2 separate regions of the Homo sapiens genome follow, and region 1 is linked to region 2. Evidence: read pairs that join two places in POLR2A ChIA-PET (ENCODE). Cell type or tissue: PC-9. All regions are shown on one strand. Each heading gives the region's core, and the rest is flanking DNA. Links, peaks and the distances in the headings are about the cores only.

Evidence for each region. Peaks named below come from ENCODE experiments on the same cell type or tissue, not always from the same donor. Only the 100,000 strongest peaks of a DNase experiment are listed, where the experiment ranks them.
Region 1: POLR2A ChIA-PET joins it to region 2 with 22 read pairs; 2 of 35 experiments call an interaction of 5 or more read pairs at or near these places.

The regions. Positions count from the first base shown.
Region 1 is chr12:105,055,608-105,065,326 of GRCh38, reverse strand. ALDH1L2 (aldehyde dehydrogenase 1 family member L2) reads left to right here. Exons shown (of 23, transcript NM_001034173.4): 6 at 1-60; 7 at 2,305-2,439; 8 at 3,575-3,700; 9 at 4,255-4,346; 10 at 7,107-7,254. Among named protein-coding and RNA genes, the nearest start is that of ALDH1L2, 24 kb to the left of the region's middle. RefSeq lists an enhancer at 3,631-4,830. In PC-9, for the core only: no CTCF peak of the experiment used is centred there; a DNase peak (open chromatin) is centred at 4,386.
Region 2 is chr12:104,564,901-104,574,619 of GRCh38, reverse strand. The region is part of intron 1 of CHST11 (carbohydrate sulfotransferase 11); the gene reads right to left. Among named protein-coding and RNA genes, the nearest start is that of MIR3922, 22 kb to the left of the region's middle. RefSeq lists enhancers at 4,561-4,650, 8,394-8,453. In PC-9, for the core only: no CTCF peak of the experiment used is centred there; no DNase peak of the experiment used is centred there.

The DNA of each region.
Region 1 (9,719 bases), core at 573-8,572, 490 kb before region 2:
CATAACTGGATTCGAGGTCATGATAAAGTCCCTGGAGCTTGGACAGAGATAAATGGACAGGTATGTTTTAGGGACCACTCCCCCCACCCCCCTCCCCGATTATTACCTTTGTAAGAGATATTACAGATAAATCTGGGCTTCCCATGGTTCTTCCTTGGTCATGAGGCAGGTCTGTGATTCACTCTCCCCTTTACTCAGCATGTATTAAGCATTTATTGTGCAGCAGACACTAAATCCAGCGCCTGATCTAAGGAGCCTGCAGTTTTATGGGGAGTGCAGAGAAGTGAATAAACATTCTCAGTGCAGTAAGATAAACGCTATCATGGAGGCTGAGACTCAGGCATGTTAGGAAAGGCTTCCTAGAAAAGCTCACTGCTTTGCTCGAGAAGAGTTAACCAGGTTGAGAGCAAGACAAGTAGGTGAAGCCCCAGAGATAAGAGACTCCAGCACCTGGTCAAGGACTTGCAAAAGGAGTTCAGTGAAGCCAGGGTCTGAACTGTGAGGACAGGCATGGGGAGAGCTGAGGCGGGAGAGGCGGGCAGGGCCTGAAGGGTCTTCTATCCATGGGTAATTGACTCAGCCCAGGCTCTCAGGTTTCACCTCTTCGGGGAGGTTTCCTGATCTCACATGCCCAGACTGGCAGGGTCTGATGGCCCATCTCTGGGTTCCAGCAACACTCTGCCTACCTCTGGCATCGCACATCATATATTGTGAGGGTCTCTTTATTCCCCCCAACACTAGACTGTGAACTCCTTAGGGGCAAGGGCTTCATGTGATTGTCTTGATAATCTCAGCAGTTAAGCAGGAGTCTGGGTACATACTAAGTGCCAATAAAAATCCATGGGCTCGATGGGTGACCAAGGGAGGGAGTTTAGTGTAATGGTTAAGAGTGCAGGATCTGAAGCCAGAATGCTTCTATGAAAATTTACTGTGTAACCTCGGGCAGGTTTCTTAACCACTGGGTGCCTTGGTTTCCTCAATGTAAAATGGGACTAATAATACTGCCTCCCTTAGGTTATGGGTAATTGTGAAGATTAAATGAGTTGGCCAGCCATGGTGGCTCACACCTGTAATCCCAGCACTTTGGGAGGCCGAGGTGGGAGGATTACCCAGGTCAGGAGTTCGAGATCAGCCTGGCCAACATGGCAAAACCCTGTCTCTACTAAAAATACAAAAAAAAAAAAAAAAAAAAAAAAAAAAAAAAAAAAAAAAGCTCGGTGTGGTGGCATGTGCCTGTAATCCCAGCTACTTGGGAGGCTAAGGCAGGAGAATCATTTGAACCCGGGAGGCAGAGGTTGCAGCGAGATTGCACCAGCCTGGGTGACAGAGCAAGACTCTGTCTCAAAAAAAAAAAAAAAAGAATTAATACATGTTAACTCATTTAAGTACTTAGCCCTGGGCCTAGAGTAAGTATTCAACAAACCATTATAGCATAATCATAATAGTGCTCCATAAATGATAGCTGATCATCCTAGAAGTGCAATAATAATGCAGTCAGCGTCAGTGTCTCTTGGTTACTCTCTGGATCCAATCCTTTTTCCATGAACTGACTCACAAAGCACCCTGTGCTTCTCATCACTTACCACCCTGCACTGTAATAGTCTGGTGACCACTGTGCATTGCCCATCATTGACGCCCACCCCCAACACCTCCCCACCCACCCAAACCCTACCTTCAGGCTATAAAGGCTGAGAGCTTTTTATCTCATTCACCTTTGTATCAATGCAAATATGTGATAAATGCATACTCATGTCACCTGGATGTGGGGCATTTTGGACTCTCCAGTGACATATTCACAGACTATTTCTTGCCTTGTGTCATTTCTTTCTTTCTTTCTTTTTTTTTTTCTTTGAGACAGAGTCTGGCTCTGTCGCCCAGGCTGGAGTGCAATGGCACAATCTCGGCTCACTGCAAGCTCCGCCTCCCGGGTTCACGCCATTCTCCTGCCTCAGCCTCCCGAGTAGCTGGGACTACAGGTGCCCGCCACTATGCCCAGCTAATTTTTTGTATTTTTAGTAGAGACGGGGTTTCACCGTGTTAGCCAAGATGGTCTCGATCTCCTGACCTCGTGATCTGCCTGCCTCTGCCTCCCAAAGTGCTGGGATTACAGGCGTGAGCCACTGTGCCCGGCCACCTTGTGTCATTTCTATGGATGTTTGAGACAGTTTCTCCCATTGTGGTGTCTCAATTTTATTACAGATGATAATATGAACTTCAGCGTTTTTGCAGAGAATGATGCTTATACATACCGCTATGAACAGCTTTTCTCCTGATTTTACAATCTGTGTTTGATCTCTTTACTAGATGGTCACTTTCTATGGCTCGACATTACTGAATAGCTCTGTGCCTCCTGGAGAACCACTGGAAATTAAAGGTGCCAAGAAGCCTGGTCTCGTTACCAAAAATGGACTTGTTCTTTTTGGTAACGATGGAAAAGCAGTGAGTGTTAAATATGGCTGCCTATGAAATAACCTTTTGATTTTCTTCTATAACCCAAGCTATTAAGGGAATAGCTTTCACTCCATTGCTGGCTGGGGAGGAGCTGGCTCTGAGTGCCCTGATGGAGATGAGGTGTCTCAAGATGGGCCCCACAGATCTGCATAGGCTGCCTTGTGTAAAGTGGAAAGAGGCTGGAATTCAGTGGGGAGATAAGGATGTGAATCCCTGCTTCCCACTCGCTGGTCTTGGGCAGGATGATTCTTCCCTTTGAGTCTGTTTTGCCATCTTTATAACAGAGAGGAGAATCTTGTCTGTCTGCCTTCCCAATGCCAGATTCTGGGAGGATCAAGTGAAATAGATGTGGCCCTCCTCAGATGCCCCTTGCCACTGATCCACCAGACAGGCACCACCTAAACTGCCTATGCTCAGGAGGGTTGGCCCTGGGCCTCAGTGTGCCCTTGCGAAGCTTCCCAATGAAGCGTGCAAAGGGAATTTGTAGCTTACAGATATTTTCCAGTTGCTGCAGGATAAATCGTTAAGACTGTAGGCCGCTAGTTCCAGGTTCTACTCCCAGCTCTTTTACTTACTGTCTGTGTGGCACTGAGCAAATTACTGAACCTCATTGAGCCTCCCTTTCTGCATCAGTAAAATGGGAATAATAATGGCATCCGCCTCCACTGGCTTTTATGAAATTAGGTAAGATCCTTCAGCACATGCATGCATTCTTTTTTTTAGTATATGTGCTGCTGAAGCAAGCACTTATGCATGCATTCTTGAGCATGGTACAGGGCAAGTGCTCAGAGGCAGCAGCTGCAGAGTTGCAGCAGCACTGGTGGTGTCTGTTATTTTCATAATAGATTCTAATTCAAATACCTACGTCCAAGTGTCAAATTTTCCAGGACTTATTTTCCATTTTGAGATGTACCTATCCCTGGACCTCACTTTTTCCTTTCTGCTGCCATTATTCAAGTGCCATTTCAGCCCTTTTACACATAATGGTGAATGCTTTTAATCTGTATTTTTCCAAATAAACTTGCCCTTATATGCATATAATCTATAGGACTCCTCCCACCAGCCTCACTTTTGTATTGTCTCAATCCTCAATTTTTATGCTTGTTTTGTTGCTATTTTGTAGCTGACGGTGAGAAATCTGCAGTTTGAAGATGGAAAAATGATCCCTGCCTCTCAGTACTTTTCAACGGGTGAGACGTCAGTGGTAGAACTGACAGCTGAAGAGGTGAAAGTGGCAGAGACCATCAAGGTGAACACATGATGACTTAAATCTTACTGTTACCTTGGAAAACTGAAGCATGTTCGTAACTGGTACCATCAGTCCTCAAAGTAGTGGGATCAGAACTTTATTTCCTCTTTTTTTGTATTAGCTGCAAGAGGAAATCAACCTCCAAATTCATATGCTTAAACACAGTATATACAAACTGATTTTTCACATAAGTCATCCAAGGCAGTTCCAGGTTGGCACGGGGGTTAGGGGTGAAGTCATTCAGGAACCCAGTTTCTGTTATTTTCAAGGTCTCCCTGGGGGGCGTCTCTATTCCAGACAGCCAGAAGGGCAAAGGAGCATGTAGAATGGCGTGGAGGAGGTTTACATGGGCTAGGACTGGGGTGGTGCAGGTCACTTCCACTCCTGTTCATTGGTTGCATCTAACTTGGAGAGGCGCTGAGAAATGTGATCCAGCTGTATGTACAGCTGAGTGTACAAGATGAAGAGGGAATTGGTTTGGTGAAGAGCTAGCCCAGTCTCTGCCACATTGTTCTACGTGGCACTTCCCTCATAAGAGTTTCCTTTTTGTGTAGGTCATCTGGGCTGGAATTTTAAGCAATGTCCCCATTATTGAAGACTCAACAGACTTCTTTAAATCTGGAGCAAGCTCAATGGATGTTGCCAGGTAAAACCACGCCCTTATTGACTCACTAGGGATTCCCTCACTAGAGATTTTGACTTTGGCTTTGACAGTGAAATCCACACACATCCTTTGTTCTGGATGTGATTACCTTATCATACCTATCTATGACTCATCTTTTTTTTTTTTTTTTTTTTTCCTGAGATGGAGTTTCACTCTTGTTGCCCAGGCTGGAGTGCAATGGTGCGATCTCGGCTCACCGCAACCTCCGCCTCCCAGGTTCAAGTGATTCTCCTGCCTCGGCCTCCCGAGTAGCTGGGATTACAGGCATGCGCCACCACGCCCAGCTAATTTTGTATTTTTAGTAGAGATGGGGTTTCTCCATGTTGGTTAGGCTGGTCTCGAACTCCTGGCCTCAGCTGATCCGCTTGCCTCGGCCTCCCAAAGTGCTGGGATTATAGGTGTGAGCCACCACGCTCGGCCAACACATCTTTATTCTTCATCTTTTTTTGCTATTGTTTCCATGGTCAAGCAGATATATCCGTTTAGTTCTCTTTGTTGCTAACCAGAAGTTGTTTTCATATCTTCCGTATACCTAAAAAAGCAACCCTTAGAATTGTTTGCATCTTTTAAAAATTTGTCCTTCCAGTTTCTTAGCTAATTTTCCTCCAATATGACATCAGAATTGAGAAGCTCTGGGTGAGAATGCTAACAGTGAATTTCCTACGCAGCCTGATCCAGAATATTATCTGAATAATATCTGACACCTGATATTAATAATATTACCAGAATAATATCTGATACCTGATATTAATTATGCTTTCCCCCAAATCTTTTTTCTCCTACCCTCGCCCCCCCCATAAATTACCTAGTAAGACAGATCTAGAATGAGGGTTATCAGGCTACTTGCAAGGACAAGTGTAATCACCCAATATCAGAATTTCTCCACAGAGGTTTAGAGCAAGTTGAAAGGGCTGGAGTCCCAGAAAGCCTCTATCGCAAGGAAACTGGACCAGGATCCTACTGGTGCAGCATCTTTCAGAGGTGTTTTTCTTCGAGTAACTGGGATAACAAGACAGCTGGAGCTCACCAGGGACTGTGCAGTCCCTTGATGGTGGGTACAGAGAATAGAAGCTAAGAGGATTTGATCCTAGGCCACATTGTGGCCATACACTAATTAAACAAGGCAAAAATGTTCCTCCTCTTGATAAAATCCTTCATATTGACAAAGCAACGTTCCTGATGAATATTCTATCTACTCACTCATTTACTTAACAACACTGACTGAACACTTACTACATGTCAGGAACAGTTTTAGCACTGGGGATACAGTGTAAACTAGACAACGTCCCCTTTATTCATGGAGGTTTTATTCCAGAAATCAAAAACAATCATTTCAAGAGCACATAGTGTTTTCAAAAGTCAAGAGTTTCGGCTCCTCAAATTATAGATTTCTCAGCTGTGATTCATGAGTTCCCAGAAACTTCTAATTGGCTTAACTAAATATTTCAATACTACATTATGATGATTATTATTACAGATAGGGCCTCACTCTGTCGCCTAGGCTGGAGTGCAGTGGTGTGATCACAGCTCACTTGCACTAGCAGCCTTGCACTCCTGGGATAGCCATCCTTTCATCTCATCCTCCCTACTAGTTGGGATTACAGGCATGAGTCATCACACCTGGTACATCACACACAGTACTGTATTATTATTATTATTATTATTATTATTATTATTATTATTATTATTATTATTTTGAGACAGAGTCTCGCTCTGTCGCCAGGCTGGAGTGCAGTGGCGCAATCTTGGCTCACTGCAACCTCCGTCTCCCAGGTTCAAGCGATTCTCCTGCCTCAGCTTCCCAAGTAGCTGGGATTATAAGCAAATGCCACCACGCCCAGCTAATTTTTGTATTTTTAGGAGAGACGGGGTTTCACCATGTTGGCCAGGGTGGTCTCGATCTCCTGACCTCGTGATCCACCCGCCTCGGCCTCCCAAAGTGTTGGGATTACAGGTGTGAGCCACCGCACCCGGCCAGTACTGTATTATTAATACTTTTTTTTTTGCTAGCAAGATACTCCTGCAGGAATTACTCATTTTCTGTTTGAGTGTCTGGCTTACCATAATCATCTGATATTATTATCTTGATTACAAAGGTATCATCTCTTTTAGAGAATAAATGATTGAACCACAACCATGGTGGACTTTCTACACTGTACCTCGTACACCACTGCTATTCAAGAAATGTCAGATAACAGCTGTAATTTGACAAACTAACAGTGGAAATCAAAGGATTGGAAAGGACTTCAAAAGTTATACTGACCTACTGCATATGGTTCTAGCTAGTACCTATGTTAACTACGTAATACAAACAAATGTCCATCTTATACTTGTAATTTAGAGAAAATAGTCTACAATATGACATTCATCTCTCATAATCTTTACAGTTAGGAAAGTGTCTTTGTTTCTTATTCCCTGAGTATATATGAAAGGAAAGGAGTTGACTTTATATGATCCTTGCTACCTTGCTTATAAGTAATTAAAATATTTTTGCCTTGATTGCTTTTATTTTTAGTCATGGATAAAGTTTTAAAAAACTGCCACTGTCCTTCAAGATATATTTTTAATTTCTTGCCCCTAGTCTTATCAATTTCTCTGATGAGTATCACAGAAGATCTCATAGGATATAAATAGGCATGTGATGTAAGTCTTACCTCAAAACAACTTGACAAGTGCAAATAACACAATCTTCCTAACCCCTTTTAAAAATCTAAGTAACGCGAAGCTGGTTTTTACTTTAAGGCTGGTTGAAGAGATCAGACAGAAATGTGGTGGGCTTCAGTTGCAGAATGAAGATGTCTATATGGCCACCAAGTTTGAAGGCTTTATCCAAAAGGTCGTGAGGAAACTGAGAGGAGAAGATCAAGAGGTGGAGCTGGTTGTAGATTATGTAAGCTTTTCCTTGATGTTGCAACCCTAAATCAGTGAGATCCATACACTATAAAAGACTGCTGTGCCTGTTGCCCATTTGTTTTTATATTTATGACCTTTAAAAAACAACAGCTTTACTGAGATCTAATTCAGATGGCATAAAATTCCCCTTTAAAATGTGCATTTTGGGTAGTTTTTAATATATTCACAGGGTTGTGCAATTATTATGCCATCCAATTTTGGAACATTTTCATCATCCCAAAAAGAAGCCCTGTACCCATTGGCAGTCATTCTTTACTCTTCCAGGACTACCTCATACAAAAAATGTTCCAAAATTGGATAGCATGATAGTTCCTAGAAAATGCTAACCTCTTTTCTGTCTATGGATTTGCCTATTTTAGAGATTTCATATAAATAGAATCATACAACATGTGGCTTTTTGTTTCTGGCTTCTTTCTCTTAGCATAATGTGTCCAACGTTCATCCATGTTGTATCATCATTTCATCCCTTTTTTTGGCCAAGTAATATTCTATTGTATAAGTATACCACAGTTTGTTTACCCATTCATCAGTTGATGTACATTTGGGTTGTTTCTACCTTTTGGCTATTATGAATAATGCTATGAAAATTCATATATAAGTTTTTGCATGAACATATGTTTTCAAGTCTCTTGGGTATGTACCTAAGAGTGGAATTGATGAGTCATATGGTAACTCTATGTTTAACTTTTTTGAGTAACTGCCAAACTGTTTTCCGAAGTGGCTACACCATTATGTAATCCCACCAATGTATGAGGGTTTCAACTTCTCCATATCCTCGCCAATATTTGCTCTCATCTGTCTTTTCTCTTTTAGTTGTCCTAGTGGGTGTAAAGTGGGATCTCATTGTGGTTTTCATTTGTATTCCCTAATGACTACTGATGTTGAGCATCTTCTCATATACTTATTGGGCATTTGTATTTCTTCTTTGGAGAAATGTCTGTTCTTTCAAATCCTTAGCTCATTTTAAAACTGGCTTGTCTTTTTATTGCTGAGTCTTAAGCGTCCTTCGTATATTTTCGATACTAGATCCTTATCAGATGTAAGATTTGCAAATATTTTCTCTCATTCTGTAGATTTGCTGAAAACTTTGAGTGTCCTTTGACACACAACAGGTTTTAATTTTGATGAAGTCTAATTTATCTATGTTCTTTTGCCACTTGTGCTTTCTTGTGTCTTGTCTGACACCTTTTTATTCCTCAATTTCTCCCTCACTGCTTTCTTTTATGTTAAATATGTCTAGTATGCCTTTTTAATCCCTTATTTTTAATTTAACTGTATTTTTAAGCTATTTTCTTAGTGGTTGCCTTGAGGATTATAATTAACATTTTTGCTTAAAATGATCTAGTTCAGATGAACACCAACTTAATAGTATAGGAAAGCTTTGCTGTAACATAGTTGTTGCATACTCCCCTAATTTGTGCCATTATTGTCATATGAATTATGTCTTTATACATCATGAGCCCACCAACAGTTTTATAATTATTGCTTTATGAAGTTGTATTTTTAATGAGATAGAGTTAAAAAATATATTTATACCAATGTTTATATTTACCTGTGTAGTTACCTTTACCAGTACTCTTTATTTCTTCATGTGTTTTCAAGTTAATTGTCTGGTGTTCTTTCATTTCAACTTGAAGGATTCTTCTCAGTACTTTTTGTAGGCCAGGTATGCTAGCAATCAATTTTCTGTTTTTGTTCACTTGGGAATGTTTTAATTTCTCCTTCATTTCTGAAGGATATTTTTGTTGGGTATAGAATTTTTGGACGGTATTTTTCTTTTATCATTTTAAGTATTTCATCGTATTGCCTTCTGGCCTTCATGGTTTCTGATAAGTCAACTGGTAATTTTATTAAGGACTCTTTTGTATGATGAGTTCCTTCTCTCTTGCTGCTTTTGAGATTTTCTCTTTGTCTTTTGATAATTTGTTATGATGTGTCTAGGTGTGGAGCCTTTGAATTTTCCCATTAGAATTTGTTGAGCTTCTTGGATTGTGCATTCTTGAAATGTGCAAATTAATGTTTTTCATCAAATTTAGGAAATTTTCAGCTATTCTTTCTTCAAATATTTTTCCTTTCCCTTCTCATTCTCCTCTCCTTCTGGGATTCCTTTTATGCATATGTTGGTATAGTTGATGGTATCCCATAAGTCTCTGAGGCTCTGTTCATTTTTCTTTATTCTTATTCCTTCCTGTTGTTCAGGCTTTTTTCACCTTCTTGAATTTGCTATTGGGTCCCTCCAGTGATTTTTTAATTTCAGTTATTGCACTTTTCAACTTAAGCATTTTTATTTGGTTCTTTTTAAAATAATTTTTATCTCTTCATTGATATTCTCTGTTTGGCAAGACATTATTCTCTTTCCTTTAATTCTTTAGACATGGTTTCCTTTAGTTCATTGAACATATTTACAAAAGCTTATTGAAAATCTTTCTTTAGCAAATCCAA
Region 2 (9,719 bases), core at 875-8,874:
TGGTTTTTTGTCCTTGCGATAGTTTGCTGAGAATGATGGTTTCCAGCTTCATCCATGTCCCTACAAAGGACATGAACTCATCATTTTTTATGGCTGCATAGTATTCCATGGTGTATATGTGCCACATTTTCTTAATCCAGTCTATCATTGTTGGACATTTGGGTTGGCTCCAAGTCTTTCCTATTGCGAATAGTGCCACAATTAACATGTGTGCATGTGTCTTTATAGCAGCATGATTTATAATCCTTTGGGTATATACCCAGTAATGGGATGGCTGGGTCAAATGGTATTTCTAGTTCTAGATCCCTGAGGAATCGCCACACTGACTTCCACAATGGTTGAACTAGTTTACACTCCCACCAACAGTGTAAAAGTGTTCCTATTTCTCCACATCCTCTCCAGCACCTGTTGTTTCCGGACTTTTTAATGATTGCCATTCTAACTGGTGTGAGATGGTATCTCACTGTGGTTTTGATTTGCATTTCTCTGATGGCCAGTGATGATGAGCATTTTTTCATGTGTCTTTTGGCTGCATAAATGTCTTCTTTTGAGAAGTGTCTGTTCATATCCTTCGCCCACTTGTTGACGGGGTTGTTTGTTTTTTTCTTGTAAATTCGTTTGAGTTCATTGTAGATTCTGGATATTAGCCCTCTGTCAGATGAGTAGATTGCAAAAATTTTCTCCCATTCTGTAGGTTGCCTGTTCACTCTGATAGTAGTTTCTTTTGCTGTGCAGAAGGTCTTTAGTTTCATTAGATTCCATTTGTCAATTTTGGCTTCTGTTCCCATTGCTTTTGGTGTTTTAGACATGAAGTCTTTGCCTGTGCCTATGTCCTAAATGGTATTGCCTAGGTTTTCTTCTAGGGTTTTTATGGTTTTAGGTCTAACATTTAAGTCTTTAATCCATCTTGAATTAATTTTTGTATAAGGTGTAAGGAAGGGATCCAGTTTTAGCTTTCTACATGTGGCTAGCCAGTTTTCCCAGCACCATTTATTAAATAGGGAATCATTTCCTCATTTCTTGCTTTTGTCAGGTTTGTCAAAGATCAGATAGTTGTAGATGTATGGCATTATTTCTGAGGGCTCTGTTCTGTTCCATTGGTCTATATCTCTGTTTTGGTACCAGCACCATGCTGTTTTGGTTACTGTAGCCTTGTAGTATAGTTTGAAGTCAGGTAGCGTGATGCCTCCAGCTTTGTTCTTTTGGCTTAGGATTGACTTGGCAATGCGGGCTCTTTTTTGGTTCCATATGAACTTTAAAGTAGTTTTTTCCAATTCTGTGAAGAAAGTCATTGGTAGCTTGATGGGGATGGCACTGAATCTATAACTTACCTTGGGCAGTATGGCCATTTTCACGATATTGATTCTTCCTATCCATGAGCATGGAATGTTCTTCCATTTGTTTGTATCCTCTTTTATTTCATTGAGCAGCGGTTTGTAGTTCTCCTTGAAGAGGTCCTTCACATCCTTGTAAGTTGGATTCCTAGGTATTTTATTCTCTTTGAAGCAATTGTGAATGGGAGTTCACTCATGATTTGGCTCTCTGTCTGTTATTGGTGTATAAGAATGCTTGTGATTTTTGCACATTGATTTTGTATCCTGAGACTTTGCTGAAGTTGCCTATCAGCTTAAGGAGATTTTGGGCTGAGACGATGGGGTTTTCTAGATATACAATCATGTCATCTGCAAACAGGGACAATTTGACTTCCTCTTTTCCTAATTGAATACCCTTTATTTCCTTCTCCTGCCTGATTGCCCTGGCCAGAACTTCCAACACTATGTTGAATAGCAATAAAGATCTAAAACTGACACCCTAACATCACAATTAAAAAGTAGAGAAGCAAGAGCAAACACATTCAAAAGCTAGCAGAAGGCAAGAAATACCTAAGATCAGAGCAGAACTGAAGGAGACAGAGACACAAAAAAACCTTCAAAAGATCAATGAATCCAGGAGCTAGTTTTTTTAAAAAGATCAACAAAATTGATAGACTGCTACCAAGACTAATAAAGAAGAAAAGAGAGAAGAATCAAATAGATGCAATAAAAAATGATAAAGGGGATATCACCACCGATCCCACAGAAATACACACTATCATCAGAGAATACTATAAACACCTCTATGCAAGTAAACTAGAAATTCTAGAAGAAATGGATAAATTCCTTGACACATACACCTTCCCAAGACTAAACCAGGAAGAAGTTGAATCTCTGAATAGACCAATAACAGGCTCTGAAATTGAGGCAATACTTAATAGCTTACCAACCAAAAAAAGTCCAGGACCAGACGGATTCACAGCCGAATTCTACCAGAGGTACAAGGAGGAGCTGGTACCATTCCTTCTGAAACTATTCCAATCAATAGAAAAAGAGGGAATCCTCCCTAACTCATTTTATGAGGCCAGCATCATCCTGATACCAAAGCCTGGCAGAGACACAACAAAAAAAGAGAATTTTAGACCAATATCCCTGATGAACATCGATGCAAAAATCCTCAATAAAATACTGGCAAACCGAATCCAGCAGCACATCAAAAAGCTTATCCACCATGATCAAGTGGGCTTCATCCCTGGGATGCAAGGCTGGTTCAACATATGCAAATCAATAAACATAATCCAGCATATAAACAGAACCAACGACAAAAACCACATGATTATCTGAATAGATGCAGAAAAGGCCTTTGACAAAATTCAACAACCCTTCATGCTAAAAACTCTCAATAAACTAGGTATTGATGGGACGTATCTCAAAATAATAAGAGCTATCTATGACAAACCCACAGCCAATATCATACTGAATGATCAAAAACTGGAAGCAGTCCCTTTGAAAACCGGCACAAGACAGGGATGCCCTCTGTCACCACTCCTAATAGCTCCTTTTTCTAGTCTAACCAGTGGCTGGATTTGATAATACATCTTGCACTGTTTTGATGAGAGGTGATACGGTCCAGGGGTTAGGAGCCAGAAAGGTCTGGAGTCAGACAAACTTCATCATCAGACCTGAGCTGCCACTTCCTCTTGTGTGGTGATCCTCACAAGCCATGACCCTCTCTGATCAAAGTGTCCACAGCACTTCAGGAGACTGAAAGCCTGTGTCTACAAGCACTGACAAGTGGGACGCTGGAGGCGTTCAGTCAACATTGTTCTTAATAATATTGTCTGTCGCCGGGTGCAGGACTCAGACCTGTAATCCCAGCACTTTGGGAGGCCGAAGCGGGCGGATCACCTGAGGTCAGGAGATCAAGACCAGCCTGACCAACAGGGGGAAACCCCATCTCTACTAAAAATACAAAATTAGCCAGGCATGGTGGCACATGCCAGTAATCCCGGCTACTTGGGAGGCTGAAGTGGGAGAATCGCTTGAACCCAGGAGGCAGAGGTTGCAGTAAGCTGAGATCGGGCCATTGCACTCCAGCCTGGGCAATAAGAGCAAAACTCCATCTCAAAAAAAAAAAAAAAATTGTCTGTCCTCCAAAGACAAACTACTGAGTCCACCACCTGCTAGCTATGTGACCTCAGCTGATTAACTTATCCTCTCTGCCATTTTCTCATCTCCAAGATGAAAACAAGAATTCCTACGTTCCAGGCTGGTTTTGAGAATTATTAGATGATATCATTCAGGAAAAGCACAGTGCGCTGGGTGAGGTGGCTCACGCCTGTAATTCCAGCACTTTGGGAGGCCAAGGTGGGTGGATCACCAGCAGTCAGGAGTTCGAGACCAGCCTGGTCAACATGGCGAAACTCCGTCTCTACTAAAAATACAAAAAATAGCCGGGTGTGGTGACAGGCGCCTGTAATCCCAGCTACTCAGGAGGCTGAGGCAGGAGATTCACTTGCACTTGGGAGGGAGAGACTGCAGTGAGCAGAGATCACGCCACTGCACTCTAGCCTGGGTGACAGAGCGAGACTCAGTCTCAAAAAAAAAAAAAAAGTGCAGTGGCTTACATATACTGAAACTGAATAAATGGTAGCAATTGTTAATACTGTTGCTATTCCTTCTAAATTCCCGAGTTGCTTGAAGGCAAGAATCTTGTGTATCCACTTCTGTATCCCTAATACTAAATGCCTGGCACATTTTCTTGCAGGAAGGAAAGGAGTAGGCTTCTTCCTGAGGTCCTGCCATGCTCATCCCCAGTGAGCTTGGTTCCTGATTTCAGAGAGAGGCATAGATGGGACACCAAGAAGGCACGTGGCTTGGGTGGGCTGCACAGTGCTGAAAGGTGGAAAGAGGATCTGCTGGAGTGTGGAAGGTTTACAGACGGTAAAATCTGCAGCTGCTCACACACCTACTAGTGGGAGGGGGAGGCTTGCGAAATGTTAAAAATGAGTCGATTTTCTCATATACAACAAGAACAACAACGAAGACAGTGAGGAAAAGAGGAATAAACAAGGTGTGGGTGGAGAAAAACAGGTACCTGAGCCTGGCTCTTGTGAAACAGAACCCTTTAGGAGTAGAGGTGGGGTGGGGAGGGCAGTCACTGGTTTAATACAGATCCTCCCAAATAGGCTGGATCACAGCCGAGCTTACAGATGCTCACTTTGGACTCCTCTGACACCACCAGAGAGATCAAACCCCAGGATATGTTGGTTTTGTAGGTTGTCAGACACGTCAAGACCACTAACTGTTTCTATCAGAATGTAGAAATGTTGCAGACCGTGGAGGGGGCTGTTCAGATGGCCCAGCACTCTGACCGCATGCAAAGGAAGTTCCTTTCGCAACCCGTCCTCTTCCTCCAACTGTAAAGTAAGATTATGAAGCAGAATCAAGAGCCTACACTGAACCTCAAAAGGGAAAGCCCAGGGTTGGGGACTCCCAGTGCAGCATGGTCAATGGTGCCACCCCAATACCACCTGCACCAACATCACCTTCAATAGCAGGACTTATTCCCCTGTGGCTCCATAAACTGGGCAGATCAATGGAGAAGGTGCAGCCTGAAAACCCTGGAGGCATCCCCTAGAATCTGGGCCCCAAATTCCTAGCTTGGAATCTCCCCCACTTCATTATGTTCTTACCCCAGGCATAACAGTTCTGCTGCTGATCAATCCAATAGGTCTGCTGTACCTAAGAGCTATGATGCACTCAGCCACAGAGCTCTGTGTGATGAAGATGCAAAATGGACTCAGACATCCTCTGAGCTCTTCCCCTAAGTTTTGAAGGTAACTGCTCAGGACAGAAAACTGAGATTGTAAGAGACACTGGTCTCGAAGTGAACTGTCCACAAATCCTGAGGATCGTTCCTTTGAACAAATGTATCTGGTTGTTTTTGTTGTGTGCATTTTTTTATTCAGAATATAAAATATTCTGAAAAGCTATGGAGTCTCACAAACTGAGCTCTAGTAACTAAGACGGTAACTCCAGGAGGGTTCTCTATTCCTAGAATTTCTTCCGTCAGAATAACCAAGTTGAGAGGTTTGTCAAATTTTGTTTCATAAGCTAGTAGTTTCACTTTTATTTAGAATCTAGAGCCAGACAATTGGGTTCCAGTCCTGTCACATCCTGGCTCTGTGACCGTGGATACTAACCCTCTCCATGCCTCAGTTTTCTCCTCTGCAAAATGGGGATGAAAATAATAATACTTACCTCTCAGGAGTGTTGTGGGGATTAATGAGCTAATACATGAGAGCAACTAGAAGAGTACCTGGCATACTCTTAGGTACTTTATTCAGTCAGTATTTAATAAATGTCGCTACATACATAGACTGTCTTAAAGAGCTAATGACCTACTTTTATTTTTAAAGATCTCCAATGGTAGGTTTCAACTTTTAGTTTAGAAATACAGAGGCAGTATAAAATAGTGGTTAAGAACATGAACTATAAAGCCATATTGCCTGGGATTGGATCCCAGCTCTGCCCCTTTTTCACTGTGTTAATTTGGTCAAGTTACTTAACCTCTCTGAGCTTTAGTTTCCTTATCTGTAAAATGGAGATAATACTGCCTGCAGGTTTAAGTGAGTTGATAAATACAAGCCACATTATAGATAATAGTAGAGATGACAGGTGCCGCTGTCATTGTATCTCTAGGGGAGGTCCCATCAGCAGCTCCCATGATCACATTTGTAAAATGCCAAGATGCCATTCAAAGTCCCAGGAAGCAACTAGGCAGCCAGCCATTCTCTTCCCATCTCAGCTCTGTTGGAAGTTGCTGACCTACAGCTCATCAGTAAATGTGTACCAAGCAGAAATCAATTAAAATCAGCCACACTTGCTGCTGCAGTCTCCTCTGTTCCCATCCCATGGCAGGGCTGAGGGCTAAGGAGGCAGACAGAGGAGCTGTTGCAAGGACAGTGGGAGGGGGGCCACTGGCACAGTACCTCTTGCTGCTCCATGGCAACGGTAGCTGCTAGACAGCAGAGCAGCAACAACACACTGCAGCAAGAGAGGAAAGTCTGACTCCTCTCGCCAGGCAAAGCACCAGGCCATTCACAAGGCCAGAAGACAGGAAGACCCCGGCCCTAAACAGCAGCCCTGATCATGGGACCCAGCCCAACCTCTGACTCCTGGCATAGAAAAACAACACACATACGAGTCCTTCCTCCAGGCTCACCTGCCCTGGGAAGCCACAAATCCACAGACAAACTTGGTATCTCTGTCTTAGTCTACTCCTGCTGCTATAACAAAATATCCTAGACTAAGGAATTTATCAATGTATTGCTCACAGTTCTGGAGGCTGGGAAGTCCAAGATCAAAGCAATAGCAGATTCGGTGTCTGGCAAGGCACCAAACAGTGATGCCTTCTGTGTCTTCACATGGCAGAGGGGTGAAGAGGCTCCCTCAGGCCTCTTTTATAAGGGCACTAATTCCATTCATGAAGGCAGAGCCCTCAAGACCTAATCACCTCCCAATACTATTGCATTAGGGATTAGGTTTCAACACTTGAATTTGTGGGGGGTACACAAACATTCAGACCATGGCAACCTCTAAACTTTGCACACAGCTCATGGGCTGTGTGACCCTGGATCCTTGCTCAACATTGTCAGGTACACAGGAAAAAATTCACAGGAGAGCTCATGCTAGGTGGAGCTGTGAGGCTCTCACTGGGGACAGAATTAAGTGTTTCAACAGGAATGGAACTAGAGGTACTTTGGGCAGGCAGCAGAGGGGAAGATTCCTGGAGAAGGGAGCTGGATCTTAAAGGACAAAAGGAAATAAAGGAAGAGGCAGGGAGAGAGGGACAGACATAAGCCTCATAAAACATCCACCCAGGGAACACCTTTCTACCCAAAAAGAAACTAATCATTTCAAACAAATGTTTCTCTACCCTCTAGGAAAGGATTGCATTTTCTGCCAGATCTGATTGAAGCAGGCAGATATTTTGTAACTGCACCTCCTTGCCTAGCAAAAAATGTTCCAACTTGTCAGTCATCCTCCATCTCAGGTGCATTCTGCCTGCTCCAGGTGATGTGGCCCATCTGACACATGCAGCTCATTTTCCCAAATATTCCTGCAGCTCAAACTGGCAAGCGTAAGGGATACACTACTTTGTCAGTGTGATAGTGTACTCCATTCTTTAGAGACAGCAACAAGTTTTGCAAATTGGTCCTGATAAAGAACCTCAGATTTAAATGTATTGGGCGGGAGGTGTTCCATCAGGAACAATTTGCAAAACTTGCCAACATAAAATTTACATATACATGTGTGTGTATATATATTTATATTCATTCACCTTACAAGAAGACTGCCTTACACTAGATACTTAAGTCTCTGGGTCTCAATTTCTATAACTATAAAAGTATATATTTTCTCAGGCTCAGGCACTATGGGGAAAAGATTCTAAGGTTCCATTCAGGTTCAGCACAGAGAAAGGTGCTGGGATCCATTAGTGATGTCTGCCGTACTCACACTAGGGGAACATGGGAGGTGTATGTACCTGTAGGTGTTTGTAATTTCCCGAACAGAGGGTAATTTCGACTTTCTAAAGACCTATTCTTTCAAACATTCTGAGCATTGAGTTATAAAGGCCACACTCATGGGTTCAAAGGAGTCCCTCTGCTGCAAAGAGAGGAAAAAGGCTGTCTGTGTTGAGAAGATCCCTCCAGAACCCACCCTCACAATCCCTGAGAGCACACCCCACAGGTCCTCAGGTGAAAGTCACAAAGTTGCTCCTCTGCCAGGACCTGTGGGGATGGAGGACTATCTCCCAGCATGAGAAACCAAGCGTTTTTGTTCAGCTGTTGAGTCACAGTAACTCCTGTGTGAGTCTAAAATTATTTCCATTATGAGTGGCTTTCATTTTGTAGGCAGACCGCCCCCCCACCCCAACCGCTAGATGCAATTTAGAAGAAAGAGCAGAGAAAGGAGAATTTCACACAAGTGACAATAAGGACTGGAATAGACTTTGAGATAGGGCTTAGGGGAAAGAACAGAGAAAGAAGTAATTTATGGGGGACCATAAAGCCTCAAAACCTCTCAGTGAAGAATATTCTAGATTCCCATTAGAGCAGTGACACTGAGGCACAGAGTCATCAGGTTAACTCTCATGAACATCACACGGCCAGAGAATGGCTTCCAAGCCCTTGTTTTTTGCATGCCACAGTCATGCTGCCTGGACATACTCCAGAAGGCTGAGTGTGTCCAGAGAATCTAGAACATTCACAGGCCTAGGAATGGAGGCAAAAGGGGAAGCACAAAGGAGTGAGAATGTGGCTGCCACACAGACCATCCCTGCTCTCCCAAGAAACGTGGTAAGCACACGCCTGCAGGTTCTGTCCCAACTTCTCAGCAACCATAGCCATTTCCCTGTGGCAAACACAGGGAGAAAGTGGTACACAGTGTTCCTTTCTCTCTAAGAGGTGAGCCAGAAGTCTGCCCAATTTCAAGGGCCTGCTGAGAAGAACAACAGAGCACCCTAATTAGCCCAGGTTTCCTAACAACTATGCTGGCGATGCCGGAGCCGCACAAATCCCCTGGGTCTCCTCATCCTGGAGCATTTGTTCTGTCTCTTACTCCCTGCCCCGCTGCCTGAAGACTCCTCAAATACTGGTGATAGAGCGTCTTAGTGCTGGGGGCCTCCTGAGCCATGGGTTAATACTCAGGTAGACAATTTACAAAAGTCCTAGAGGCCAGGCACAGTGGTTTATGCCTGTAATCCCAGCACTTTGGGAGGCCGAGGCAGGTGGATCACTTGAGGTCAGGAGTTCGAGACCAGCCTGGCCAACATGGTGAAACCCCGCCTCTACTAAAAATACAGAAATTAGCCCAGCATGGTGGCACGTACCTGTAGTCCCAGCTACTCGGGAGGCTGAGGCAGGAGAATCGCTTGAACCTGGGAGGTGGAGGTTACAGTGAGCCAAGATCATGCCACTGCACTCCAGCCTGAGCAACAGAATGAGACACTGTCTCCAAAAAAAAAAAAAAAAAAAAAAAAATCCTAGAAAACATGGAGGCTGCCCAGGTGGTCCCAAGAGTCCCTTCCAGGATAGGAATTCAGAGGTAGATACAGCTGGTTTCTCCACCTACCACCATTCGCCACCAGGGAGCCCTTGAGTCCCCACCACTGGAGTCACCCTAGATGTGAATGGCAAATTATCTTATTGGGGGGAAAATAATACTGATGTGGTTTGGCTGTGTCCCCACCCAAATCTCATCTTGAATTGTAGCTCCCATAATCCCCACATGTCACAAGAAGGACCTGGTGGGATGTAATTGAATCAAGGGGGTGGGTTTTTCCTGTGCTGTTCTCATGATAGTGAGTAAATCTCAAGAGATCTCATGGTTTCATAAAGG